2 separate regions of the Homo sapiens genome follow, and region 1 is linked to region 2. The links are chromatin loops, found by intact Hi-C in ENCODE. Cell type or tissue: prostate gland. All regions are shown on one strand. Links, peaks and the distances in the headings refer to the core of each region. The heading gives the core; the rest is flanking DNA. Region 1 has its middle 56 kb from the start of LINC01523. Region 2 overlaps SULF2 (sulfatase 2).

What was found. Peaks named below come from ENCODE experiments on the same cell type or tissue, not always from the same donor. Only the 100,000 strongest peaks of a DNase experiment are listed, where the experiment ranks them.
Region 1: it touches region 2 in a loop (2.4-fold over the local background); 2 of 110 quality-filtered maps call a loop at or near these places.

Annotation. Positions count from the first base shown.
Region 1 is chr20:47,919,457-47,934,674 of GRCh38, reverse strand. No RefSeq gene overlaps it. Among named protein-coding and RNA genes, the nearest start is that of LINC01523, 56 kb to the left of the region's middle. In prostate gland, for the core only: no CTCF peak of the experiment used is centred there; a DNase peak (open chromatin) is centred at 6,904.
Region 2 is chr20:47,718,371-47,733,588 of GRCh38, reverse strand. All of the region lies in intron 3 of SULF2 (sulfatase 2), which reads left to right. Among named protein-coding and RNA genes, the nearest start is that of SULF2, 60 kb to the left of the region's middle. In prostate gland, for the core only: a CTCF peak has its summit at 8,053 (motif pointing left); a DNase peak (open chromatin) is centred at 8,048.

The DNA of each region.
Region 1 (15,218 bases), core at 3,308-11,307, 200 kb before region 2:
GCCTAGCCCAATTTCAGCAAGAATCCTGATAAGTCAGTTTAGAAAGCATCCCCTCAACGCCCACCCTAGATATCTGGTCACCCTGGCCTGCCGTCAGCCAGAACCTCACTTGGTCAAGTCCAGCAAGAATCCCTCCAATCTTGATGTCTCTTTGGTAAATTTCCATCCACAACCTTGCAACCTGCTCCTTGGCTATAAACCCAAATGTGTTCTTGTATTCAGAATTGAGCTCAATCTTTTCCCTATTACAATCATCTTGACAGCTATTGTAGTTGTCCTGAGTAAAGTCTTCCTTATTATTTTAACAAGCATGGGAATAATTTTTTCTTTAACACTGTTCACACAAGAAATATATCCTGGGCTTCTAAAGCGGGGCAAGCCCTGTGCTGAGCAGTGGGAATAAAATGATGACAGACCCAGAGAAGAGCCCTGTCCCCATGGAGTGTATGGGATGGCAATGGGGGGACAGGACACAGGAAATGGCCAGGTTGACTACTGCAGGCGGGCCTTATAAGAGGACGGAAGGAGGTGTCTAAATAGAGTTTTTGTGAAACAAATCACATGCCAAGATCTGCTACTTTGTAAAAATGATAAATCTTATGTAATATGGGCAGCCAACCCCTAATTTCTCTTGTCTTTGAAGTTCTGGATTTACTGTCTGAAGCATTCCAGATGCAAAGAGTCCTGTTCAGCAAAGGTTGTTTTCATTTGCATTTTGAATACACCAGAGACTGCGGTGCCAATCAGCATGAGAAACTATTTTCTCATACAATCCTCAATTTATGTAAAACAGCACCCTTCTCTAGTAGTCTTTTTCGTTCATTTATAGGCTCCTGGCTGAGGCGCTGTCAAAACTAATGGCCACATTCTCAGAGGACACAGGTGACCTGCAGATGTGGGGCTTTATTCTCAAGGTCACTTTCATGTGAGATGCCCCCAACTCGTCCCTCCTCGGGAATGAGTTCTTCTGCCCCGCCACTCTTGGACCACAGCCACCCAGTCCTGGTCACCTAGATAATTCATTTCCTTCACTTTGGGCCAAGTTATGTAATTACATGCATTTGATATTCATCTCCTCCAAGTTGGACGCTAAGTGTCCAAACTGAACCTAAGAAGTGGGGCTGCCAGTTATTTAACTAGACTTCAGCTGGCAGTCAATTGGCTAAAAAGCAGAAACAGACCTTGGAAGCATGATGAAATTAAATAGCATGCAGTTTTTCAAATTACCAGAAGTGCAGAAAGGCTGGAAGAGTAAAACAACCGTTCCTGGCCCCTGCCCCCTCACCTTCCGTCACATCCAGGGCCAACCACTTTTGATAGTTTCTGAACCATGTCCGTATTTCTGAAAGCAAGACATCTCAAGAGTAACAGCCCTTATCCATGGTGTTGCGTGGATCAGTAGTGTGTTCCTTCTTATTGCCGAGTAGTATTTCACGGCGTGAATCGACTACAGCTTAGTCACTCATTCCCCTGTCGGTAGACATTTGGGTAATTTCCAGTGTGGGGCTGTTATGGATAAAGCTGCTTATGAACATTCTTGTTGACATGTTTTTGTTTCTCTTGTAGATATACCTCAGAGTGGAATTGCTGGGTGATAGGAGAGATGCATGTTTAATTTTTTTTAATTGCCAAAACACTTTTCAAAGTGGCTTATCCCATTTCACATTCCCACCATCAATGTATGGGACTTCCAGTTGCTCCACACTCTCATTTGGCCAGCTGTAGAAATCGGTTGCTGGCTTGCTGCTGTAACATACGAAGGATTTAGCAGAGGGCTCTTCCCAGTAGCATAATTTTTACCGCCTACTTTGGAAGTAGCAAAGATGGCTCTGTGAAGGTAAACTGCACAGATTTGAAGGTCAGCTCTGTCACTTACTACTGTAGAAACTTGGAGGAGCTGTTGCATTTCATTGTGTCTCTGTTTCCACATCCATTAAATGGGACAATAATAGTTCCTACTCCATAATGTCAAAAGTACCAATTTGAAGACTGTATGATATGTAGTAAACAATAAATGTTAGTTACTACTATTCTGTTATTCTAGTTACTATTAGTTACTATTATTCTATTTTGGGGTATCCTGGTCATTTTAAGGATTTGAACATCTTTATTTCGTTGTCCAACTGTGGACAATGTCTCTTGGCTCCCCGCTTTGTAAGCTAATGCTCCTAAAATACACATAAAGATGCCTTCTATGTGCCACTGTTTGGGAAACATCATTCATAAAGTAATACAGTCTTCACATCAAACATCTGATTCAGGTATTATTAATTATGCTCAGGATGGAGATGGGGAAATGTAGGAGCAGAGAAGTGAGATGGCCCACCCAAAGTCCACAGCCCAGAGGTGGCAGGGCCAGGACTGGGACCCAGGCAGGTGGAAGCCAGGGCCCCCACACTTCCCCACTGCTCTTGGGCCTCCTCTTTGTCCAGGCCCTCCTTGCCCTTACCCACCTCCCAGCCTCTGCCAGGCATATTTGTCTCTATAAATAAGGTGTACATCATAAAAGTTTAAGGAAAAGTGGAATTCTATTTTTCTTTTTTTTTTTTTTTTTTTTGAGACAGAGTCTCGCTCTGTCACGCAGGCTGGAATCAGTGGTGTGATCTTGGCTCACTGCACCTCCGCCTCCCGGGTTCAAGCGATTCTCCTGCCTCAGCCTCCCGAATAGCTGGGATTACAGGCGCCTGCCACTACGCCTGGCTAATTTTTGTATTTTTAGTAGAGACGGGGTTTCACCTTGTTGGCCAGGCTGGTCTCGAACTCCTGACCTCAGGTGATCTGCCCACCTCGGCCTCCCAAAGTGCTGGGATTACAGGTGTGAGCCACCACGCCTGGACTCTATTTTCATATCAGATTAGATATCCACCCAGGAAGGAATAAGAGGTATTTGAAGACATTCTCCCTGGCCTGGAACACAGAGACACCAGCTCATCTGTGGGTTTGCTGCTAGTTGAGAAGAGCCTTCAGAAGCGCATGAGTTTCCGACATCCTCAGGCATCCTGGCCCAACTGCCTTTCGGTCATCATTTGGGAGAGAGCCCAGACGTCCTGAACTCAAAGTGCAGCTTCCTCCACAACAGTCTGTGGACAAGGCAATTCCTTGAACCCCTTTGCTTCAGTTTCCACATCTGTGTCTTCCTAGGCCTCCTACTCCCCAGGCGATCGCATCCTGACTGAAGCCTTTACATACTCATTCTATGCTGAGCGTTCTAAAATATTTCAGTCCTACCCCAACTTCTTCCTGAGATCTCTACTTGTATATCCAACTGCCCACTGGACTCCTCAAACATGATCTTAACAAAGCTGAACTCTTGTTCAACCTCAGGCCCCAAAATTATTCTTCTCACAGTCTACCCCATTTCAGCAAACGGAAATGTCACCATTCCAGTTACTCTGGCTACAACCCTGGGTGTCTTCTTAGCTCCTCCCTTTCTCTGGTTGCAGCACCAGCTGAAAATAAGCAGCCAGAAGAACTGCCCAGCGGAGCCCAGTTACCCCACAGAACCATGAAAGATAATGAAATGTTTGTTGTTTTGAACCACTAGTTTGTGGTTGTTTATTATGTGGCTCTAGATAACTGAGACATGGTGCTTTCATAGACAAATGTTTTACCTACATCCTTGATATGAACTACCAGCTAGGTCTTCAAATGTGCCTGCTTTTCTATGTCCCAAACTTCAGGGCTAGCCTACCATAAGAACAGTTTCTCTGCCACTCCTGGATAATACCTCTACGATTACTTAACATGTTTTTTTTTCAAATGGACTATAAAAGTTGGATCATTTGTATAATGTAGCCTGCTACTAAGAACTAGTAATACTAATGATGGCTGTGCATATTGACTGAGCACTTACCATGGGCCATCCATAGCTCTAAGGGCTTTCCATACGGTCGCTTGTCTAATCTTTACCACAGCCCTATGAGGAAGATATTATTATTGTCACCATTTTACAGATGATGACAATGAGGCACAAAGAGGTTATCCAAGGCCTCACAGCTAGAAAACCAGGGAGGTGAGACCTGACTCGCTATTGTCCAACTCCAGAGTCTAAATTCTCAACTACCTCTCTGAACAACAACAATAACCACTGGTATCTATCGACTTCTTGCTACATTTCAGACACTTTCCTAGCTCATTATTGATTTCTCCCCACAGCTCTTGGAGGTAGGTCTATTATTATATGCATATGCATATAATAATAGGTGAGGAAACTGAGGCACAGCAGGGCTGAGTCACGCAGCTGAAAAGTCCATGGCAGAGTCAGGATTCAAGCCCAGGCATTCAAGCTGCAGAGCTCACACCCATCACCAGTCCCCTGTGTTTCAGTGAAATAACATTCAAATACACCCATAACCATCAGATAGCAAGATTTTTCTTGCTGTCTAACTCATTTCATGAGCCACCACGGACAGGCAGATCACAATTTGGGAAGCATCTTCCCAGCCTCAGGTGCCTCCTACCTGGGGCCCCAGTCTACTCACCTGGGTGGCCTGCCAGATGCTGGTGGGGCTTTATTTCCATCTGGGGGCCCCTGCACACCCTCCATACCTAGCTGTCCCTGGATGCAGGGCCCTCACTGCTTGAGGCTGTGCCCACCCAGGACCACATCCAGCTTCCGGGGCTCCTGCCCCTTCTGGCCTGGCCCCTCTCTCCTACTCCCTCAGTCCAGGACTCTCGTGCTGACAGCCACCCTCTTAACTGGAGATGAGAACACCACTGGCATCCACATTCCACCTGGATTTGCATAATCAGGCACATTTACTGCCCTCACTCTGTGCCATAATTACTGACTTGCTTTGCATTCGACACTTTTCAACTCCATGCACGTCCCTTCTCCTTCCTGCATTTTTAAGGTGGTTATTACAGATACGGCAGACTTGGCTTTCCCAGACATGACTCTGGCTTTAAAAATGCAAAAAGATCAATGTCCTACTTTATGTAATTATGTCTGCCCCTAGAATCAAAGGAAGAGCAGATGGGGCACACTTTGGAGTCAGCAGACTTTATAACTAGGGGAAGAGTTGAGGCCTGTAGTATTTTCCACAGCATCATCTGCTCCCTAAAATCACACAAATCCCTCCTTGTCCCCTAGAGAGGGGTAGAATTTCCTGGTCCCTGTGAGTCAGACAGGACTCCTGGGCCAGGATTTTCATGACATCTGAGTCAGAGAAGTTTGCAAGGGGGAAGTAATCCAATTGGCTATGGAAAAAAAAAAAAAAGCAGTGTTCAAATTCTCTAGAGCAGGTTTTTTTCCCCCAAACTTTTGAAGAAGGATCCATTATAAGACACGAAGTTTTCATCAGAACATGAAATAAATGTACACACACACACACACACACACACACACACACACACACACACAGGATGTTAGGAAAGTTACAGACTAACAACAGATGGAAGAAACAAAGTATGGGCCTTCATTGAATCTTTATTTTAAAAAGTAGCTCAAGAAAAGTTTATGAGATAATCAGGAAAATTTGAACGTTGACTAGATATTTGATAATATTAAAAGAATTATTGCTTATTATTTGTAGGCAAGATACTGGTATTATATTTGTGTTTTAATATGGAGTCTTTCGCTTTTAGAGACACATACTAAAGTATTATGATAAAAATGATACAAGGTCTAGGCCTCAAAATAATCCAAAAGAAAATAAACTAGTATAAGGTGACATAGAGATGAAATGAGATTTACCACGCATGTTAAAGCTGGGTAATGGGTAAATAAATGGAAGTTTCTTACACTTTCTCCTATACTTCGTGTGTATTTGAAAATACTCATAATATACTTTATATTAATTAAATTAAAAGACCTGTGGGGGAAAAAAACTACTGGATCAAAACTCCTAAATAAATCAAAGGAATTTCCAATCAGATAGTGTTTGCAGTAATTATAGCAAGTAGTGTTTTAGAGTGTACTCTCTAAAACAAGACTATTTGGGTTTGAATCCTTTCTTTGACACTTACCAGCTGCATGGCTGTGGGCAAGTTACCTATCCTCTCCCTGCTCCCATTTCCTCCTCTGTAACTTGGAATAACAATAATAGTATCTACATGCTGGAGCTGTTAAGAGGATTCAACGTGTTAAGTGCTTAGAGGTGTATCTAGCACAACAATCATTATCCCAGTAGTAGTCATAGTGGTGGAAGCAATAGCGCCAACAGTACTACGCAGTATTCAGGAATCTTTTTTAATATTGAAGTCATCCAAAAAACATGCTGCAGCTCTCCCTGGCTTTGAAGGCATTAAAAAAAAAAACCTGTAGACAAAGTTAATTTAACAGAGGTTATTTGGACAAAGAACAATTCAAGAATCAGGCAGCACTCAGAACCTGAAGACATTCTGAGGGCTCAACTCAGCAAGGTGGAGAGCAAGTGTTTATAGACAGAAGATATAAATAAAGTAGAAAATTAACTTGATTGATTACACCTAGGCATTTGCCTTATTTGGACATGGTCTGACCTGTTGGCTACTTCTGATTGGCTGAAGCTCAGCAGTTTCTGATTGGCTGAAACTTGGCAGCTGGTGATTGGCTGAGATCTGGGTATCTGTTACAAAAAATCTACACTCCTAAATTAGGTTTCAGTTTGTTTATATACTAAGTTAGGTTGCAGAGCTTTATGGAAGAACTCAAAGTACAGAGAAAGCCTCAGGCTAATGACCTCCTACTTATTTAATTTAACAGAGTTAATAGGGTGTAAGTGGAAGTGAGGTGTGACAGCTTCTTGGAATGTTCCTTGAAAAGAAACCTGATGCTTTGAGCCTTTTTGACTTCATACCTTCTTTCATTCTGGTTGCTTGGGGGGCAACACGTCTGGGGCTGAGGCTAGAGCTGGAGCTGCCATCTTGGACCATGTACTGTTCCTGAGAATAGAAGCCACACCTGGCAGGGAAACCCGAATGAAGAAATCAGGTCCCTGGGTGCTTGGTCAACTAGTGCCCACATGCCAGCCTTGAGCTATCGCCCAGACTACCACGTGGGAGAAAAGTACATGCACGTCTGTTCAGATGTCTGTGACTGGGAGCACTATTACTCACAGCAGTAATCGGGATCAGATAATCCTACCTGGTACATTAAGTTGTAATTTGTTTATCATAAATCATAAGAGTTGTCATCACAGAGGAGAGAACACAAATTGATACAGCAAAATATTCCACATCTGGAAATGCAAAGGGTGTTGTTCATCCTCTTTTCAATATATGGAACTGAGAGGAGAGACAATGAAGTCATTCTGACTCATCCTGCCTCAGAGGTTTATTTATTCCTTTCTTTTCTATTTTTTTCAAATATCATGGTCTTAGGTGAAGCAAAAACGTGGAAAGAAGATTCATGAGTGTGAGCTGTAAAGCCATGTTTAAAAGGAATCTGACAGGTTGAGGTAGAAAATATCATGCTTTTTCCTAGACTGCATGCTTTGTCCTCGATCCTTGACTGACAGCTCCTGATCTGAGCTTCCAGGCCCTACTTGAGTGATCCCTCTTCTGAGATGTCTTCTCTCAGACCCTACGAGAGCAGTGGTCAGACGTCCATCACTGGACAAATGCTAATATATGCTGAACATCTGCAAACACATCCAGAGCACTTTGTAGTCTCTTGACCAGTATCCATTCTCTTTTCTTTCAACGTTATTAGCTTTTGTGGATGTTTACCTTCCCAATTTCCAGTTCACATGACCTGGTGTGGCCCGTCCCTTGGCCTCAAGAATGAAGCCCTCACCAATTGGTATATATCATTACTCTGATTACAGTGATTGGTCCAGGTATAGTCATGTGACCTAAGCTGGTCCAATCAGAATGAATCTTGAGACTAGGCCTTATGCTTCTTTTATGGCCAAGTAAGCCTCTGGGAGGCGAGTCCTCTCACATACAACAGCTATAAACTCTGGACAAAATTTTAAAAACAACGACCTGAAAGCACAGGACAATGAAGAAAGGCAGACAGATATGGGAGGGGAGTTGATGCTTGGACAGATTTTCACCTGAGAGGAGGTTTCAGTCTGCAAAAGAGGGACAACTAAAACTCCAACTAAAAATCAGTCATCTCACCCACTTGAAGAACCAGAGGACCAGGCTCTGGGAAACCATAGCCACTGGAATGGAGCAGGGAAATTACAAATGCAGAGAGACATCAGAGACAGGGAGCCCCAAATTTTATGTATAAACTTTTCAAATGTCTAGCTGGTCCCTAAACCACATATGTGTAGGCAGACTACAAGTAGCCCAGCTAGGGTTGCCACAGAATTGAACTGAAATTTGAGCTATTTCCCACTCCAGGAAACACAAACCTTTTCATTTTTTTTTCTTTTACCTTTAGTAACTGAACGCAAGATCTTTTCAATTTGAGTTCAGCCACTTTAGTCACTTGCTCAAAAAATCAACAGTCTTCACAGGAAAACAACGGAATCAAGAATTACTGTATTGGTCACAATATTCTGGATATAATGCAAAATTGCAGGAAAATATGACAAAGACTCAACATAAAAAAATAAGAATAGAGACTTATCTGAAGATAACTCATATGTTCAAATTAGCAAAGATTTTATAGTAGCTGTTATAGGTATGCTAAAGGACATAAAGGAAAATCCATTCATAAGGAATGAATAGATAGGAAATCAAAATTAGAGCAAAACTCAGAATTGCTATGTGAGCTATTGGAAAAGACTTTGACAAAATGTGAAGCTAATTCTCAGGCAATTCCTTTGAACCAAAGGAAGAGACTGAAACTTCCTAGGACCACAGAATAGAACTTGAGAAAGAAACAAATACAACAGAAAGAAAACCTCAGAATTAGAGAGAAACTCAGTGTTCACACGATTAAGTGCTTCAATCTAGCCATACCTGAAGCCAATATGTCCCCCGGGCTTTCCTGTGAATCACAGCATGATTCAAGCAATCCTTTTATTCAAGCAACCTTGAGCTGAGATTTTCGTCCCTTGAGTAGGAAGAGCCATACTGATTGTCTTATGTAGGGTTCTCTCAGAGGCAGGCATGAAGACAAATTTGAGTGAAAGTCATTTATTTGGGAGCCATAAAAGGAACAGTAGGGGAATAGGAAATTGAGATGTGAAAAAGAAAGGAAACCATCCAAGGTGACTTAATAGGCACGACGTTCTAGAATAGGCAGTTCAGGTTGAAGGCTGTGAAGAACATGGTGAATTATCCCACTCAAAGGGCAAAGAAACTGGGATTTTGAGCCACCAGCTCACTTCCATCACTGATTAGGGGCTGTCCCTGGGGCATTAACTCTCTGGCACCTCCAGCCTGCCCCACACACAGGCTGAGCACACTCCAACAACCAAAGAAAGTTCTTAGGCGGAGAGCCGCAGGTGCTCACAGTAGATGTCACTGGCATTTATTTATAGGAACAGTGAGTACCTAGGAGAGGCGGGCAGGGTACCAACAGCATCTGCCACACATTACACATGACCTTGGCTTTTGTGTGATTCTGAGGGTCTTCGAAAAAAGAATTAGCTTTACTTTCACATTCCCATCCCCAGTGCATAGAAAGGTGTCTGACAAGTACATAGTTGAGATGTAATAAATAGTTTTTCTCTCTGAATGGCAGGAGGACTATTTCCTATGGAGGTAGGGAAGACAAGATCTGCAGTGACTGATTATCTTCTTATTAAAGGCTAATGGAAGTTCAAAATTAAGCGGCAAGATGGCTGCCTTTAAATGATTTCCCACATGTTAAGAAAATGGAAGATTTCCTGCACTCTTGAGAACCAATGTTTTATTTCAGGAATGTTTTGGACTGTTACAAGTATCCCAGGGTATTGCTTTGCTTTACCTTCCACAGAATTAAAACGGAACATTTCTCTCCCGCCTATCGCAACTGGAATGACAAAGCAAAGGGTTGATATAGGATTTTGTAGGGTAGATTTTGGTCTCTCAGGAGAGTTGCCCGAAAGTGAAAGAAGTGGCTCCTGTACAGGTTTTGTGCCCTCCCAAAATTCTCCCAGTGCGTCAACATCTGGGCATTCAGACAAATGGGGGAGGGGGAGAGTTACCATTTAACCAAAGAAATACTTTCAACTCAACACATTCATTGAGTAGCTCTTAGAATTTCAATCCACAGAATTCTAGAATGGTGGATTTTATTTGGTCTAATCCTTAACATCCTCATTTTGTATGTCTCCAGAATTCCATTCACTCATTGAACAAATATTTTCTGAGCATGTACTATATGCCAGGTGCTGTGCTGCATACTGAAGACACAGCAGTGAACAAGACAGAGAAAAGTTTACAGCCATGGAAGCTGGGTTATGGAGAAGAAAGTGATAATAGTGAATAATTCTATGGCACTTACCACGTGCCATGCGATAGGTTATGTACCTTACAAGTGTTCTCTGGTGAAATCTTCCGGAATTATTCTCTAATCTGGTGTTCTTATTATCCCCAGTTTACAGGTGGGAAAAAAGTAGGCATAGAGACCTTAGGAAACTTGCCCAGGGTCACAAAGCCAGAAAGTGGTGAGGTCTGGATTCAACCCTGCTCTCTGACTTGATTCCAGGTGCTCAACCTCCATCCTCTGACTGCCCTGCAGGTTGTTTATTCCATAACTTTCATTAGCTGTCTACTGGGTGCCACACACTGTGCTAGGCACTGGGGTTGTAATGAGGAAAAACAAACATGACTGCTGCTCTCATTAAGTTTACATTCTAGTCCTAGACCACATGGGTCAATAAATTCATTCATTTATTCACTAAGTGAGTTATTACTAAATGACCAGTATGCAACTATCAGCTCTAGGGTTTCCAAAGTTAAGAAAGACATGCTCTCAGCTAAGGTGGAGCAATTTGGAGGTGTGTATAATGCTTACGTCACATGCCCAGCTGAGGGGGTGGAATCAAGATGTGTGCATTCAGCTGACCCCTTACCCCCAACTCCATGTAGGTGAGTAGTCCAGCCATCGGGCAATACTTCCATGGCCAGTAAGTGGTAGATTCTGGAGCTTAAATTCATGTGAAGAGGAGGCTTCCCTGTGCCATTCTCAGCCCAAATCATAGGCAAGACAGAGTGAAGTGAGGGCAGAGGCTTCCAGAAAGCAAGGGAAGCCAGTCTACAGAGAAGCTCCAAGAAGCTCCCAAGAAGAACAGAGATTTGATTCCCTCCAGCCCAAAGTTACCCATGGTTTGAATGGTTTTAATCCCTGTGGATCAATTGAGGAACTTTAAGAGGAAGCCATGTCCATACAGAACAATGCCAAATCCATTTGAAATTCTAACCAATTCAGCACAATGTGAACATGCGTACATACACACATTAAACACATTTAGAGTTCTAATCAAGGTGACCAAGATACCTTTGGAATCTGATAGGTGTAGTGAATACTGTTGACTGCCTACCCAAAATTTCAATGCCATACACACACACACACACACACACACACACACACACACACACACACACCCAGTTCTTCACTTTTCAGGAATCCTGTTTTCCCTGCATCCCAGGGATTCAAGAAAGTTCATCCTGCTCCCATCCTAGCTACAACACTGTTCTAAGGGTGATCCCAGTCATTCCATTGATAGGGTTTTGGTCAAGAGCACACATATCATGCAACTGAGGTCAAGAAGATTCAAAAATGGGTTCGCTTGTGGTTTCTAGGAAACTCCCTGCTTGCTCTTCTGAGAATGCTTGCAAAGGTTACCTGATTTCTTCTTCACCCAGGAGGAAGTCCAGCCTTGGGATAAAGTCAACACAGAACAGCAGGGCAGAGATGGAAAGGGTCTGATCCGTGAAGACATCTTGGGATTGCTGGATCACCTCTAGATTATATGAACCAACATATTTTGTAATTGTTTAAGCCAATTGCCATATGAGTTTCTGTTATTTGTTCCGAAAAACATCCCGATACACAGTTAATTTGCAGTATGCTTTGGAGAGCTGTGAGCTGATTTTTATTTCCTCTCACATTTTCAACAAGAGTGTTCAAAGTTCAAACCACACTTGGGAGGTGCCAAATATCTTACCATCACCAAAGAAGCCATACAAGGGAGAATATTCATTTTGAAAAGGAGGTGGTTTTTTAATGGTTGGTATTAAGTTCTATCTTAAAAGCATAATGCACCCAAAAATTGACCAACAAAACAGCCAAAAAAGTGCTATTACTTCAAAGGGTCCCTTTACCTGGGGCCTTGCTCAATTCTGCTTGCCTAACTATGCCTAGATAAATGCATGAAAAGTAATATTTACACTTTTGCTTGGTTGCCGTGTGTGACTAAGTGGATGAGAACGAGACAGACGGAGAGAGAATGAGGAAATGCAACAACTTCTCCCAATTCACTGTTTCCTGAGTTTTCTCTCTTCTGTTAAACTTCCCCAAACCAACTTTCCAAAATCACGGTGTGATGGGGAATGTGGACATCATTAGCATCAATTGTTTCAGACCTGAAACCCAGACCCAGAGAATTCCTTGTTGCCCTTGGAGCTATTTTAAGGTTTAAAATTTAAACCATATTCCTATTTTCTATATATTTTCCAACATTTCTGCTGAATGTAATCCATATGGAAGGATTTTTTTCTTCAAAGAGAAAATATGGCCTTGGTGGGAATGCTGGTCTTGCAGCTGCTTCCTCCCCTGCACTTCACCCGTGCACACAGCCCGAAACTCACTCCGGCTGGGAAGGAGAGAGGCTGCATTCAACATAAATGCAAAATGCTCCAGACATTCATGATTATCTGTGCTGTGCATGAATAACGACAGCAGCTTGCAAGTGGGCAGGACTTGGCGGCGAGGCCCCATCACAAATCCACTGCCACACCAACACGCTCCAACGAAGTGCCTGTGAAATCTGCCTTCAGTCACTAATTTCACACTCCAGGGACAGAGCTGCGAACAGCTCCGAGCTCATAATTCTCATTTTAATAACAGTTTCCTTAACCTTCAGACATGCTTTTATGGCATTTTTTCCACCTTTTAAAAAATTAAAATGCTCAATTCCTTTAAGGTTAAGTCTCAGGTTTGCTTTCGTTTAATCATCTCTTTACCGTGTTGACTTTGCAAACAGAAGAGATTTTATATTGTCTTTGGATCATTTGTGAAGCTTTTTCTGGCTCGGCTGCATTTTTTAAAAAACAAAATGAATCGTTCACATATTCTGCATTCATTTTTCCCTCTCCTGCAGCTTTCTAAATAATGTAGGTATTTTGGATGCTTCTGTCATGAGCACGGAATGCATTTGCAATGCCCTGCTAAAATATGCTTTTCATCTCCCTTCAGATCATAACACGAATTTTCTTCTTTGGGTTTCTGCAGACCTGAGAAATACCCTTCTCTTCTGGAACGTGTTGCAAGACACAGAGGAGGGTCCTTTGGGACAGAGGAAAGAGTGAGGATCCCGAGTTGACAGATGGGCAGGCGTCGACCCAAAGAGGGCAATTTGCAAGATTTCTGGGGGCTGGATTTATGAACCCCAAAAGGGTTTGCCTTGGGAATTCGGGTTTGATCATTCCTGTTAACTCAGTTGGGCATTCCCCTCAATGACTCAGACATAGTATCTATTCAGATGATTGAATATTGTGAAAATCTTGTTCAGTTGCTTTAGAAAATATATCACAGGTTTGTTTCTGATATAAATTAGTTCGTTAGGGTTGTTTTTTGTGTTTTTGTTGTTGTTGTTGTTGTTGTGGTTTTTAGACGGAGTCTCGCTCTGTCACCCAGGCTGGAGTGCAGTGACACGATCTCGGCTCACAGCAAATTCTGCCTCCCAGGTTCAAGCAATTCTCTGCCTCAGCCTCCCGAGTAGCTGGAATTACAGGTGCCCACTACCACGCCCGGCTAATTTTTTTGTATTTTTAGTACAGATGGGGTTTCACCATCTTGGCCAGGCTGGTCTCGAACTCCTGACCTCATGATCCACCCGCCTCAGCCTCCCAAAGTGCTGGGATTACAGGCATGAGCCACCACGATGGGTGTTTTTTGTTTTTTTAATAAGCCATGGTTCTCATCATAGTACTTTTAAGAATAGGATTGGTTTAGCAATCAGGAAATTAGAGGCATCAATCTCAACGACAGATCCTGTCCTTAAAGATTTAACATTTTGTTATTTGTGGATTTTCTTGCTTTGGTTTTGACATGTAAACTATTCCATTACAATAATATTTATCTTGATTTTTCAGAGTTTTGGCATCCCCCCTCAAGAAAGCCCAGGGGAAGAACGTTAATTGATTCATCTTAGTCCCATTCCAGAATTTACTTCAAGCCCAAGGGTGAAGTGAGTTTAGGGGTCCCCTTCTGAGGACAGAAGTTTAGGGGCCCCCAGCCTTTCCCTTATTGAGATGGTGAGTTTGGATCTTGATATGGTTTTGCTCTGTGTCCCCACTCAAATCTCATCTTGAATTGTAATCCTCATGTGTCAACGGAGGGACCTGGTGGGAGGTGATTTGATCATGGGGGCAGATTCCCCCATGCTGTTCTCCTGATAGTGAATGAGTTCTCATGAGATCTGATGGTTTTTAAAGTTCTCTATCTCTCTCTCTCTCACACACACACACACACCTGCCTCCATGTAAGACGTGCCTTGCTTCCCCTTCCCTTCCACCATGACTGTAAATTTCCTGAGGCCTCCCCAGCCATGCACAACTGTGAGTCAATTAAACCTCTTTTCCTTATAAATTACCTAGTCTCAGGCAGTTCTTTATAGCAGTGTGAAAATGGACTAATACAGCTCTGTCTTGGAAAGAGGGAAGATTTAAGAGTTTGTAGCTGGCCGCAGGTCTCAGCTCTCCTGAAGCTTACTGACGTCAGGAATTAAATCCCAAGTGAGCCACTGATACATGCCATCCACTTCCCACCACCTGTCTTACCCTCTCTTTTCCCCTCTCTCTCTGTGTTCTCATTGTGACATGTGGCGTGGCTGGCATCGCACTTTCAGGATTATTCCACATCAGAACAGCAGAGTGCCAGAAAGTTCTTTGTGTGAGGGTCTCTCAGATGAAACCCCCAAATACCAGGATCCCAGTATCATCCTTGTGAACACAAGACACACACCTGAGGAGAGGGTGGGGGTTTCCCAGGAAAGTATTTCAGATTCAGCTGTGATCCTGCTCAGCCCTACCCTCCCCTGCTCTGAGATTGATGTAAAAGTCAGCTTTGTCACTCTCAGTGCCCTTAAGTGTCTGCCACATCTACACAAAATACCAGCCACAAATCTTGGATATGTGCCCTCCAAAATGCCAACCCTTCAGACATGTGGGAATGTCTAGAAATGTCT
Region 2 (15,218 bases), core at 4,132-12,131:
GTTGGCCAAGCTGGTCTCAAACTCCTGGCCTCAAGTGATCCACCTGCCTTGGCCTTCCAAAGTGCTGGGATTACATGCATGAGCCAACGCACCCGGCCCTCTGTTAGGTTGCATCTAATGATATTTAACAAATATTGGGCTCTAGTTGCAACTAATGAGTTGATTCTTCAAGCAAGTGAATTGACGAAGTGTAGGGAGGAATATAATGTGTTTCACAAATTGAAATGGATGGCACAAGATGATATCCTTTACTTCACTAGGGACATTTTTGCAAAAGTATTTGAGGATTTGATCAATTTTTTCAAGGGCCTCTCCTAATTCTCTGACATCTGAATCTTCCCCTGTGAAGTGCATCTCATACTTCATCATCCTTCTCAATAGTCTCTTCTCCTTCATGTAGTATCTTTATAGACCAGGTAATTATTCGTCAGTGGATTTGCATGTGTTTTTTGAGCTATCTTCCAGCGTCATTTTAATTAATTTTACAAACCCTGCATCTTTTAAAATATTTGCAATTTCATTTTGCAGTGATCTTGCTTTGCATGGCCCCATGTTTGCAGTGGAGATTGACAAAAGACAAAATGAGAGAAGCTAAGTTTAAGCAGGATAAATATCAATTTGTTCATGAATATTTCTCTGTATGGCTTCTTACAACTTGAGGGACTTGGATCTCAGATATGAATACCCTTGGAAGGATCAATTGCATCCTCAGGTTTTTTGTTTTCTTTGTTTTTTTGTTTGTTTTTGAGACAGGGTCTCACTCTGTTGCCCACGCTGGAGTGCAGTGGCGTAATCTCAGCTCACTGCAACCTCCACCTCCCGGGTTCAAGCGATTCTCCTGCCTCAGCCTCCCCACTAACTAGGATTACAGGTGCGTGCCACCACGCCCAGCTAATTTTTTGTATTTTTAATAGAGACGGGGTTTCACCATGTTGGCCAGGCTGACCTCGAACTCCTGACCTCAAGCGATCCACCCTCCTCGGCCTCCCAAAGGGCTAGGATTACAGGTGTGAGCCACTGCACCTCGCCACATCCTCAGTTTTTACAAAGGTTTTATAGTCATCCTTTAACACAGTTCAGCAGTTGAAGTGCTGTTGCCCTGCCTGTGATCACTTATATATCCACAAGTCAAAGTTGTACAGTGTTCCCAGAATGAGACACCTCCCAGCTCTCTGCAGAGTGGTTGAGGGCATTAGCTTTGCCTGGGTTTGAATCCAGTCTCTGCTGCTTTCTGCCTGCATGAACTTGGACAAGTTATTTAGCTTCTGTGTCTTGGCCTCCTCAACCACAGTTAATAATGTCACTTAACTCATAGAGTTTTGTGAAGATTAAATACATTAGAACAGTGTCTGGTACATGGTCGTGGTAGGCACTTGGGAAATTTAGCAATGATGGCTGGGTGCAGTGGCTCACACCTGTAATTCCAACATTTTGGGGGGCCAAAGTGGAAGGATCACCTGAGGCCAGGGGTTCGAGACCAGCTTGGGCAAAATAGTGAGATCCCTTCTCAATTTTTAAAAAACAGTAATAAAAAAAAGTTAGCAATGACGATGACGATTTGCACAATAGCACAACATCACACAGCCCACCTCAGGCCAGTGTTCTGATGAATGTCATGGTAAGTTGCACTCATGGATCAAAATGTGGCAGCATGTGCTCAGCCTCTGGTAATCAGCAAAATGCAAACGCAGCCAACAGTGCATTATCACATCCCAGCCATGACCACAGCAAATATGAAGAGGTCCCATCGCACCAAATGTTGGTGAGAATGTAGGAAAACAGGAAATCATATGCGCCAGCAGCATGATGGTAAATTGTTCCCTCCACTTTGAAGAACAGTTTGCCAATTTCTGGCAAAGCTGAAAATGGACATCTCCTTCTACTCAGCAATTTTACTCTGGCTGTGTCCCCCTCGGTTCTGAGGAGGTGATGTTGATGTGTGAGTTCTGCTTGAGCAAGGGAACACACTTCCTGGCTGCCCTGTTTGCTCTTGAAGATGTGTGATGCTCATGGCAATAGATTCCCTTTAGATCCAACGGACAGGAACCCCGACTGCAGCTGGCTTCAAAAACATTGAATTTTTTGCTCCCTAAACAGGCCAGGCACGGTGACTGAAGCCTGTGATCCCAGCACTTTGGGAGGCAGGGATGGGCGGATCACCTGAGGTCAGGAGTTCAAGACCAGCCTGACCAACATGGTGAAACCCCGTCTCTACTAAAAATACAAAAATTAGCCAGGCATGGTGATGTACACCTGTAATCCCAGCTACAGGGGAGGCTGAGACAGGAGAATTGCTTGAACCTGGGAGGCGGAGGTTGCAGTGAGCCGAGATCGCACCACTGCACTCTAGCCTGGGTGACAGAGTAAGACTCTGTCTCAAAAAAAAAAAAAAAAAAAAAAAGAGAAGATACAGGTGAGTAGCAGGCAGAGTCGGATCTTGTGGTTTACGAGTATCATGATCATATCACGAGGCTGGAGGTCTGGACATGGTGGCTGGCACTCCAGCAGCTGTGTGCCTCCTTGTCCACATCTGGCAGGAGCAAGAGAGCATCCTTTTCCAGAATGCTCAAGGCATGAGATCCCTTCTGATTGGACCACCCTGAGTCACATGCCAGCCCCTGAGCCAATCATCATATAAAGCACATGGTTTGTGCCAACTTGCCCAGCGTGGATCACCTGCTCTGCAGCAGCTGGCTGAGTCCCTTTTTCCCCAGCACTTGGACTGCCAGGTAGAAATCAAGGGCTGCTGGAAAGAATAAGGAAAAGCATACTGGAGTGCCGATCACAATTTTACTACACTGCCTTTGGCAAACAAAAAACAAAAAAAAAGTAACATCAGCTGGCCGGGCACAGTGGCTCACGCCTGTAATCCCAGCACTCTGGGAAGCCGAGGAGGGTGGATCACAAGGTCAGGAGTTTGAGACTAGCCTGGCCAACATAGTGAAACCCGTCTCTACTAAAAATACAAAAATTAGCTGAGTGTGGTGGTGGGCGCCTGTAATCCCAGCTACTAGGGAGGCTGAGGTATGAGAATCACTTGAACCCAGGAGGCGGAGGTTGCAGTGAGCCGAGATTGCACCACTGCACTCCAGCCTGGTGACAGAATGAGACTCCATCTCAAAAAAAAAGTAACAACAACAAAAAGGCAACCTTTTCCAGCTCTTTCTGGTGAACTAGATTGGAGTGCCATTTTCTCCCCATTGGGATAATGCCTTTCTCCTTCCACACCTGAATCTGGCAGTTCTGAAGTTGTTTCCCAGCCCCAGCTTCTGCCATCCGGTCCAGACTTTCGCAGAGATGGTGGCGGGCCCTCTGCCCTTCTGCATCATGTTCTAAAATGCGTCAGGGGAGCAGGGGGTACATGCTCCTTACAAGACCAGGCCTTGCCAGGGCTCTCAGTTGGAGCCTGTTTTGGGGTTTGGCCCTGAGCGCCCCAGTTATTTTCACTCTTCTCGCACAAAGCTGGGTAGAGAGGTCAGCTGAGGACCAGAACCTGGCCATCAGCCTTGGGCAGCTACCCTCACCAGGGTCTGGGGGGCCTCTGTGTCCTGATGACCCCACCCCATCTACACTACACTACACTTGGGGCACCCCATCGCCCTCTCACACAGGAGGATGGAAAGGCGCCCGCTAGGCATTTTGGCATCCCCAACAAATGAGACTTGTTTTTTCCCTAAAGCGGTTTCATTCAGGACCGCAGGGGCAGGAGGGCTGCTGCGTGGGCCGTCCTCCTCTGCAATGCTATAAAGTGGCCCAATGCCCCTCTTTCCCTGCCACTCTCTGGATCTACCCTTAGCCCCTTGCCCTGAACCCCATCCACCCTGGCCCCTCTGCCTCCTGGCCATCGCCCCAGAGCTCTCCCCAGCACATCAAGCATGAGTCCAGCATCACTTCCTGGTCCCCCGCCTCCCCGGCGCCTCTCACAGGCTTCTCCTCGGCACCTCCAGTTTTCCAGTTGCTCAGGCCAAAACCTTAGCACCATTCTTGATTTTTTTTTTCCTATTCCTTTCACACTCCACATTCAGTTCATCAGCAAACCCTGTCAGCTCTGCCTTCAAAATATGCCCAGAGTCCCCTCTGCTGCCACCAGCCCATCCGCGCCACTGTCTTCCCCGCCTGCCCTGTTCCAGGTTTCTCCTGGGATCCCCCAGCTTCTGCGTTTATGACCCCTTGGTCTGTTTTCAATGCAGCAGCCAGAGGGGTCTGGTCAGAACCTAGTTCAGATGCTCTTTCTCCTCTGGGCAGAGCCCTCCTTGGCTCCCACCTACTCAGGGTAGAGGCCCCGACAGCCACCTCAGGGTCCCAGTGATCCTTCCCTTCTCTCTGAACCCTCTCAGCCTCCTGGTCTCCCCTCAGTCACTGTCCTCCAGCCACAGCTTCTCAAGCAGTCAGCCACACCTGACATGCACCCACTCACAGTGCTTTGCACTTCTTTCCTTTTCTCAAAACTTCTACACGTCTGCACTTTCCTCGTGTCTGTGTTCCAATGCTGCCTCCTCAAAGAAGCCTTCCTTGACTACCCCATGCCTCCTGTTCATCCCAGTTTTTTCCCACCAGTGCCCCCATCACCACTGAACACCACTGACTGTGTATTCTGCCCATTTGTCTCATTGATTGTCTCGTTTCTAAAATGCCAGCTCTCAGGCTGGGCGTGGTGGCTCACGCCAGTAATTCTAACACTTTGGGAGGCTGAGGCGGGTGGATCACTTGAGGTCAGGAGTTTGAGACTAGCCTAGCCAACATGGTGAAACCCCATCTCTACTAAAAATACAAAAATTAGCTGGATGTGGTGGCGCAAGCCTGTAATCTCAGCTACTCGGGAGGCTGAGGCAGGAGAACCACTGGAACCAGGGAGGTGGAGGTTGCAGTGAGCCGAGATCACACCACTACACTCTGTCGCTTGGGTGACAGAATGAGACTCTATCTCAAAAATAAATAAATAAAATGCCAGCTCCCTGGAAGCAGCGGCCTCTGTTCTGTGCCCTCGCGGGTTGCCAGGCCTAGAGAGTGCCCACCCCATCGTAGGTGCTCAGGAGACCTTCCCAGGATGACTGGTGACTAAGTCTCCACATTCTGTCCCCGCCAGCAGCCCACCCCCATCTCTTCCACACTCCTTTCTCCTCTCCCGTTTCTCTCCTCTCCACCCCCACTCCCACCATCTCAGCCTTTCCTCCTCTTTCTTCTCAGCCTCTCTGCACACACAGGGAAGAGAAGACTGAAATTATTCCCGGGATGCCGTCCCTGGGCCCCTGGTGCAGCTGTCCCTGCCTTCACAATGGCAGCCTTCTCTTTGCTTGGCTCTTCTCCTGGGTTTGCTCCCTGCTCTCTTCCTCTCTCCTTGAGTGCACACAAGTGTGCACGCACGCACGCACACACACAGCTCCCTTCTTCCCTCGGTCCAGCTGCCTCTCATCTGCCCATCTTCCCTCCCCCTCTCCGGCCTGTGGGGGGACAGCAGAGCCTCTCCATTCACCCCGTGGAGTGTATCCACTGCTCACAGCAGGTAGCCTTCCTGTCTCTCTGCAGCGAACACCCAGCCTTCCCCACTGTGGGGATCCGAGTATCCACGGGAATTGCACAGCCCCTCCTGGGACCCAGGCTGACCCAGCGTGTCCTCGAGAGGCACGGATTTGCCGCCTCCGTGCACATCTTCAAGCGAAATTTCTTCCTCTAATTTGATAGTCACTTCCTTTCTCTAAGACCTCAGATTTCAAAATAAGTGAAGCACTTGTTTTGAGCAAGAGTCTAAAGAATTAGACTCCGCCTTAAGCGCCCTTGTGACCTTGAGCTGAGACCTCATCCCCTCTGGGCGTCAGTCTCTCCATCTGTGCAGCAGTGTTGTGACATCTAAGCACTAGTCACCCAGTGCCTGTGATAAGACGCCACCCTGAGTGATACGTGACCTGTGCCCACAAACCCAGGAGGAGAGGTTCCCTGCGCCGTAAGAGGAAGTGGCCACGGGGAAAGAGGAAGCTGATGTGAGGCCGATGGGGCAGGGTTTCCGATTGTTTCCAGGCGACACCCTCTCTGTCCCACCCCCTTAGCAGGTGTATCCACTTCCCTAGTGGACCACAGACTGGGTGGCTTAGAACAAAAGGCGATTTTCACAGTTCCGGGAGCCAGAACCCCAAAATCAAGCATCATCAGGGCCACGCTTTCCCTGCAGGCTTCAGGGGAGGGTCCTTTGCCCTTGAGTTCCTGGGGGTTGCTGGGAATCTTGGCACCCCTTGGCTTGTGGCCACATCACTCCAGCCTCTGCCTTCATCTTCATGCGGCCTCCTCCCTGTGGGTCCCTCTCTTCCCGTGGCCTGCTCCTCTCTGAATCAGTGTCCAAATTTCCCTCTTCTGTCAGGACACCAGTGATTGGACTAGAGCCCGCTCTGATCCAGCGTAACTTCATCTTACAACACCATGTTACAAACACGGTCACCCTCACAGGTACCTGGGCAAGGACTTGAGCATATATTTTGGGGAACACATTCATCTCGTGACGGCTGGTTTCTTTCACACATTAAACCCCGCCCCCCCCCATAAAGGCTGCAGAGCCGATGTCAAACTGAGCAAACCTGCCGCTCTTCCCCTCTTCACTGCCCCAGCTGTGGTCCTGGGTGGGGAGCAGTGTGGCCGCCCTGAAGATCAGCTCCATGCGTAGCCTTCCCTTCCCAACCATGGTTTCTCTCAAGGAATCTCCACCTGCAGTGGGCGTTGAAACAGCTGCAGGGTCAAAAGTGAGGGAAGGGTGACTGTGGTGACAGACAGGCACACCCTGTCTCCTGGGCCTCAAGAGGCTTCCGGGGGTTTCAGAGTGCATGAGACCTTTTGTAGTCCTCTCCTAGGTGCTAGCTGTGACTCCCTGAACATTCTGGAATGAGTTAGGCTGGAGCCAAATGGCCCAGTACCGTTGCCACTAGCCACAGGGAGCTATTTAACTTTACGTTAATTACAATTAGCATTTCAGTTTCTCAGGTGCACTAGCCATGGTTCAGGTATTCAGTAGGCGCACATGGGTTCTGTACTGGATAATGCACATAGAGAATGTTTCCATTGGCACAGAAAGGACTCTTGGACAGCAGGAGAATAGAGCCTATGGCTGGGCCTGTAATCCCGGCACTTGGAAAGGTCGAGGCAGGAGGATCTCTTGAGGCCAGGAGTTTGAGACCAGCCTGGGCAACATAGTAAGACCTGTATCTTTACAAAAAATTTGAAAAAAAAAAAATTAGCTGGACATGGTAGTCCATGCTTGTAGTCCCAGCTACTTGGGAGGCTGAGGCAGGAGGATCACTTGAGCCTAGGAGTTTGAGGCTGCAGTAAGCCATGATCACACCACTGTACTTCGGCCTGGGCAACAGAGTGAGACCTTGTCTCTAAAAAAGAAAGAAGAATAAAGCCTAATCAAACAAAATCTTTTGGGAGTGGGGAGTGACACACAGCACTGAGAAGGGGCAATAAAAACGCAGGGGGTGGTGGCTGTCGAACTTTAGGTGAGTGCTTTCCGTGATTCCTCATCTGTAATCCAATCTCCTCCTCCTCATCCCTGCACTCACTTCCCCTTATGCTCCCAGTACCTTGATCTGTCTTCCCAAACCTTCCTGGGTCTCGGGTCAGGGTCTCAGGACAGGTTCCTGTTCTCCGAGCAGCAGACACCATCCATCCCGGGGCCAGCAGGTTGTGCCAGCCCACACAGCGAGTCCTTTGGGAATCCATCCGTGTCGCAGGGGATTTGAGCAAATGAAGGGAAACCGAGTTCCTACACCGAGGCCGGGAGCGGGGCTTCCTCTGTCATCCCTGTGTGAACCCGTTCTAGCCTGGGGGCTCCAAATGCATAGAGGGCTGGCAGGTAGCCCAAAGCAGAGAGGCAGGCTGGGTGGGGAGGGGGTGCCCAGATTTCAACTGTGGACTGTTCACTCTACTTTTTAAGAATGAGCAACTGAAAACACCGGGCAGGCCCACAGCAAACACACCTGAGGGATGGATTGGTCTGCAGGCCACCGGCTTGCAAACTTCTTTCTAAGCTGGTGGTTCTCAAGGGAGCACACCGCCCCCTAGGGGTTAAACTCTGTGACTGCATTGCCGGTGATGGTGAAGGATTTGACTTTGCTGGCTTCCTGGGGGCGGAGACTAAGAAGGACTTTGATGTCCTGCTCTGCACAGCAGAGTCCACGTGGCCCCCACATTGCATTGTATTCCACATAGCTTCTGAGTTTCCTACCACATCACTCATATGGGTAGATTATTTTATGTTTATTGTCATCTGAGTCTTGAACCTACGTCTATTTTATATGTAAATACTGGAGGGTTTTTGCATATTCCCAGGAATGTACGGAATAAGAAAATGGAGGCAATATTATACTTGAGTGCAAAACTTTCCCAAGAGTCATTCCTTATTTCTGAAAGTCCCATCCCCGATGACAGTGCTACGCCAAAGGATTTGAATGGCAAATGTCGCCCGCCCACCCAGCTGCCCTTGTAATTGTCACATTCCCAGTGAATCTGTGTCTAGGTGCAGGCGTCTGCCTGACTACTGTGTTGTGCCTTCTTGATGGATGTGCTGGGGGAATTTCATATTGAAATTTATCTTCATTATAAATTGCTTTCCTTTTATTTTCCCTGTAGATTGCAGTTAGAGCATTATATTGATTTTGTGGAAATGACATGCATAGGTAGCTTTTGTTACCTATAAATTTCCTTTCAAGAAAACAAGGGCGCTCTACAAAATATTTGTCATAGAAATGGGAGGTCAGTCTGATGGCGCTGAGAACAGCTCTTTGAAAGGTGCAAGTAGTGTCAGATTCCTCCAAGGCGATAATTAAATATCCATTGAGTGACAGGCCTTGTTCTGAGGGTCTGTTGTGGATTTTCTCCCCCTCCTCTAGTCCATCCCTCTGAACAAAACCACACTTTAAAAGGCACAAGACAGATATTTAAGACACAGCTTGTCCTCGTGGTGACTCAGCAGGCAATAAAACCTGTCACTAGAGATGGAGCCCTCCATACCCAGCTAATTGAGTTTCCAGGGAATGAATGGGCCTCATCCTCATTTGCAGGAGCTGCAAGACCCTTCTAGGGAGCGGATGGCTGGAGCCAGCATTTAATTAGGCACAGGCAGCCCGCCCTCCATGCCACCAACACCCAGAGCTCCGCCTGGCCCTGCTACAACCAGTCAGCAGGGCCTTGGTGTCCCCCGCAGCCCAGTCTTCCTCAATAGCCACAGCCTCACTAAAAACAGGCAGGCGGAAGACAGGAATGCATGGAGTGGCAAGACAGAAGCAGCTCTCGCCTCTCGCCCTGGCGATCTGCTTGTCCCTGTTTGTCCCCAGCAACTGGCCATTCCTTCTCCCCACCCACAGCCGGAGGACACTTTTAAAAATTGTAAACCTGACCACATCACTTCCGGCTGAAAACCTCCTACGGCTGCCCACTGCTTTTTGGATAAACTGGCATCTCCTCGCCAGGGCTGCCAAGACCTTGTTTGGCCTGGGTGTGCTCACCTCTCTGTCCACATCTCCTATCTGTCCCTTCCTTGGTGACAGCACTCAGGCTGCCTAGCCTCTTTGTTCCTCAGAACTTCCAAGGTCCATTCCTGCCCCAGGCCCTTTGTATGTGCAGTTACCTCTGTCTGGAGCACTGGCCCACAACCATTCTGGTACAAGCAACCGGTTTCGTGGAAGACAGTTTTTCCACGGACTGGGGGTGAGGGATGTTTTGGGATGATTCAAGCGCATTTCATTTAGTGTGCACTTTATTTCTAATATTATCACATTATAATATGTAATGAAATAATTATACATCTCACTATAATGTAGAATCAGTGGGAGCCCGAGCTTGTTTTCCTGCAACCAGATGGTCTCACCCGGGGGCAATGGGAGACAGTGACAGATCATCAGGCATTAGATTGTCATAAGGAGTGCACAACCTAGATCCCCCGCATGCACAGTTCACAACGGGGTTCACGCTCCTATGATAATCTGCTGCTGATCTGATAGGAGGCAGAGCTCAGGCAGTGATGCAAGTGATGGGAAGCGGCTGTAAATACAGATGAAGTTTGCTCACTCGCCTGCCACTCACCTCCTGCTATGCAGCCCAGTTCCTAACAGGCCACAGACCGCTACCTGTCTACCTGTCTGCAGCCCAGGGGTTGGGGATCCCTGGTCTAGAGCGTTGTTCACACACTGCGGAGAACTTCCTCCATCCATTCTCTCTTCCTTCCTGCCCTTCCTGTGTCGGTTAGTACTCCTCAACCCTCTCATTCTCGACCATGACACCCGGCTTTATGTTCTTCTTAGGACTTCTCGCCCCCTTGAAATTATCTTGCATGTTTGTGAACTTTTTTTTTTTTCTTTTTTTTGAGATGGACTGTCACTCTGCCACCCAGGCTGGAGTACAGTGGCATGATCTTGACTCACTGCAACCTCCAACTCCCAGGTTCAAGCAATTCCCCTGCCTCTGCTTCCCAAGTAGCTGGAACTACAGGCACCCACCACTACACTCAGCTAATTTTCGTTTTTTGTTTTGGTTTTTTTTTGAGACGGAGTCTTGCTCTGTCGCCCAGCCTGGAGTGCTGTGCCACGATCTTGGTTCACTGCAGCCTCCACCTCCCAGGTTCAAGCGATTCTCCTGCCTCAGCCTCCCAAGTAGCTGGCATTACAGTTGCATGCCACCACAACCGGCTAATTTTTTACATTTTTGGTAGAGATGGGGTTTCACCATGTTGGCCAGGCTGGTCTTGAACTCCTGACCTCAAGTGATCCACCTGCCTCAGCCTCCCAAAGTGCTGGGATTACAGGCATGAGCCACCGCACCCAGCCAATTTTTGTACTTTAGTAGAGACAGGGTTTCACCATATTGGCCAGGCTGGTCTCGAACTCCTGACCTCAAGTGATCTGCCTGCCTCGGCCTCCCAAAGTGCTGGGATTACAGGCGTGAGCCACTGCACCTGGCGAGTGAACTTGTTTTTTACATGTTTTGTTTGCTGCCCATCCAAAAATAGCACCAGGCAGGTATTGGGTACTCAGTAAAGATTTGAACAAGGCCAGGCACGGTGGCTCACACGTGTAATCCCAGCACTTCGGGAGGCTGTGGTGGGAGGATCACTTGAGCCCAGGAGTTCAAAACCAGCCTGGGCAACATAGAGAGACCCTGTCTCTACAAATAATTTTAAAAACTGGCCAGGCATAGTGGCACACACCTGTGGTCCCAGCTCTTTGAGAGGCTAAGATGGGAGGATCACTTAAGCCCAGGCCTTTAAGGCCGCAGGGAGCCATGATCGTGCCACTGCATTACAACCTGGGCAAGTGAAACCTCAACTCAAACGAATAAAAAAAATGAACAGATGGAGAACTCTTGGGCCTTAGGCTTGAAGTCAGCAAAAAAATAAAAACAAAATGGAATTTAGATTACTATCTCATTTATCCAGCATGAAGAAACATAATCGAAATTAGTTCAGGCAAACTTTGCCAGGTCCCAGTGCTCAAACGCTGTCAGAACCCTGTCTTTCTGCTTCTTGCGTTTTCTGTCATTGGGTTGGCTTTATTAGGAAGGTTCCCTCTTTGTGATGGCAAGATGGCCCCCACAGGTCCATCTCCCCAGTGTGGTGACCCCAGCTGAAAGAGAGGCCTCTTTCCAAGGGCTCCAGCAAAAGTTCCAGGGAAAGCTCTCATTGGCTCATCTAGGGTCTTATGTCTCTTTCACCCAATCACAGCAGCCAGGCAAAAGGAGATACCCTGATTGTCCAGGCCAACCTCATGGGCCTGGTCCAGGATTCAGAGCTAGAAAGAGCCTCATCAGAACATGTAAGGCTGAGAAAGGGGAAAGATTGGTTCCCTCCCTCTTTGGTGACTGAAGGCACAATTATGAAAAGACAGGAGAATGGATTCTGGGCAGAAAAATAAAACAGATATCCACTATAGAAACCCACATGCAGGCCGGGCGCAGTAGCTCACGCCTGTAATCCCAGCACTTTGGGAGGCTGAGGCGGGTGGATCAGTTGAGGTCAGGAGTTCGAGACCAGCCTGACCAACGTGGTGAAACCCCGTCTCTACTAAAAAAATACAAAATTAGCCAGGCGTGGTAGCGCATGCCTGTAGTCCCAGGTACTGGGGAGGTTGAGGTAGGAGAATCTCTTGAACCCGGGAGGCAGAGGTTGCAGTGAGCCAAGATAATGCCACTGCACTGCAGTCTGGGTAACGAGTGAAATTCTGTCTCATAAAAAAAAAAAAAAATAGCTTCTTCTTAAAGGGCAAGTGGGAGGAGAGCATTTCTCCCAGCCCCCAGCTCGCTCTGCTTCCAACATAAGATGCCTCTTTCGTGCGGAATCATGACCCCACCTTCCTCATTTGTTTTCACACAGCTTTCAGTTCAGCAAGATCCCATCTCTGGCATCCAGAACTTTTATAGCATTGATTTATCACTTCGTGCAGTGATTTGCATTTGGTATTTTTTTTTTCAAAAGCAGAAGAACTCGACTCAGGCTGTAACCTTGCAAAGCAGCACAAAGTTAAAAGGATCCAGTTACAGAATATCAGAAATACCCCAGCCCTGAGAGCTGTGGAGCTCTGGGTTTATTTAATGCATTTCTTGCCAGCCCTGCCTCCTCAGCCAATTTGTCTGCCAAAAAAACAAAGACTTCAGTCCTGTGGCATTTCACATCTAATATTTATGCTGTTCTAGAGTTTGCAAAAGGGCTTCCTTTTCATTTATCACTGTTCCTCAGGAACCTCCAGCTCCCCTGCTAGGTTAATGGGATTGTTCTCTGCTGCCCAGACCGGGAGCCCCAGGAAGCCAAATGACAGATCATGAAAGTGGCCCAGTGGAGGACTCTTCTACTGGTGTCAGGGGTAGGATCAAAACTCAGCCTGAACCAGCTCAGTTTCTATTTTGTGACCCTGGGGGCCAAATATGGATCTTGCAAAATGGCAGCTGGCAGCCTGAGTCTACACTTCAACCCCAAATTTCTGTCAGAGTTACAAGATGCTTTTTAAAATCTGGAAATTTAACCAAAAATACCCAGATTACAAACTTCTCTTTAAAAAAAAAAAAAAAAAGATTATGATAGGCCTGTAATCCCAGCACTTTGGGAGGCCAAGGTGGGTGGATCACTTGAGGCCAGGAGTTCAAGACCAGCCTGGCCAACATGGTGAAACCCTGTCTCTACTAAAAATACAAAAGAATTAGCCGGGCGTGGTGGTGTGCACCTGTACTCCCAACTACTCAGGAGGCTAAGGTGGGAGAATCACTTGAACCAGGAGGCAGTGGTTGCAGTGAGCCAAGATCATGTCACTGCACTCCAGCCTGGGTGGCAAAGTGAGACCCTGTCTCAAAAAAAATAAAATAAAATAAAGGCCAGGTGCAGTGGCTCAAGCCTGTAATTCCAGCACTTTCAGAGGCCAAAGCAGGTGAATCATGAGGTCAGGAGATCGAGACCATCCTGGCTAACACCGTGAAACCCCGTCTCTAATAAAAAATACAAGAACAAAATTAGCCGGTCGTGGTGGCAGGTGCCTGCAGTCCGAGCTACTCGGGAGGCTGAGGTGGGAGAATGGCGTGAACCTGGGAGGTGGAGCTTGCAGTGAGTGCAGTGGCACTCCATCCTGGGCAACAGAGCAAGACTCTGTCTCAAAAAATAAAACAAAAATTTGAAAAAGATAATAATGATAATGATGGTATTGCCATTACTGGTAACATTCCTGCATGGTGGAGATTAGTAAACTGTGGCCTACAGGAGTCTGCTGCCAGGTTTTACAAAGTTTTCTGGAACACAGCCACACCCATTAGTGTATGTACTGTCTGTAGCTGCTTTGGCTCTACGGTGGCAGAATTGAATCATTGCAATAGAGACCTTATGGCTGCATAGCTGAAAACACATAGTCTGGCCCTTTGCAGAAATAGTTTGCTGAGCCCTCCTAAGTGGCGCCAGCCCACTGGATTTGTGCCACAGATACCCCCAGGATTTATTAGAATATAGGTGGAGTTGAGGGTACTTCAGTCCCTAATTAACAGCGGATTAGAGATGATAGGTGCTTATTTCTCTCCCATTTGACAGTTTGGGCATAAACAGCCTAGAGATGATGTGGCAGGCATGGTGTTGGCTCCCAGGCTCCTGATGGGTGATGGTCAGATGGCGTTCCATCATCCTGGGCGATCGTCCTTATCTAAAGCAGCATCCCATCCTGTCTGCATCCAACCAGCAGGACACAGAAACTATAAGGGAAGCTCACTTCCCTTCCTGGAGGGGAGTTTCCAGAAGTCACACACCACCTGGTGTACCCCTCCAGTTCATAGAAAATACAGAGAATTACAAAGGAAGCCAGTTATATGAAAACATATTTATCAAAATATTTTATAAACTGTGATATGTATGCTTCTTTACACATAAAATGGCACGATGAAGCAGTTATTTAATGGACAATGGATAGGTCTGATAACTTCCATGATTTCGAAGTAGCGCTGGCTCAAATGATATTTTAAGAAGTCCATGTTGACTACAATGTGATATGAAAATATCCGTAATTCCCATTGGTGACAAAGTCCCAGGGACCATCATTCATAATTGAAGGGGATGCTAGTTATAGGTTAATGAAAATAAACAAATACATACTTTTGCCATTCAATTTCAGGAAATTATATCTTGGGACAACAGATTAAGAACCTCTTCCTCAGGTGATCTGATTCGATTCCATGGCATTAAGTGCCATCTAAATGCTTACAGCTCCTCAGTTTGTAATTCCGTAGCTTTTCTGTGAACCTGGTCTGTTTCCACCTGAATGTCTAACCTGAGTCTCGAGGTTAATGTGTCTGATTTCTTTATCAACCCCCATCCCCAACTCTGCCCCTCCCAGTGTCCCTTTCCTAAATAAGGGCAAATCTGTCCTCCTCATTGCTTGGACCAAAAACCTTGAGTTATCCTTGACTCTCTTTACTTCTTTCGCATGCCACATCAGCAAATCCCATTGGTTCCACCTTTAAAAATAGCCTGGAACCAACCACCCAAGCCCTTCGCCTGCCACGATTGTGGTCATCACAGTCTGTCTCCTGAATGACTGTGAGAGTCTCCAAACATTCCAGTTCCCTGCCTCGGACTGGCCTTAATTCTAGGACAGAAGCTCCAGGAAGATGCAGGTTTTTTGCTGCTTTAATTTTTTCTGTTTTGTTCACTGGTATCCCCAGTGCCTAGAGCCATCCCAGCCACACAGGAGTCCTCCTTTAATGTTTACTGATTGAAT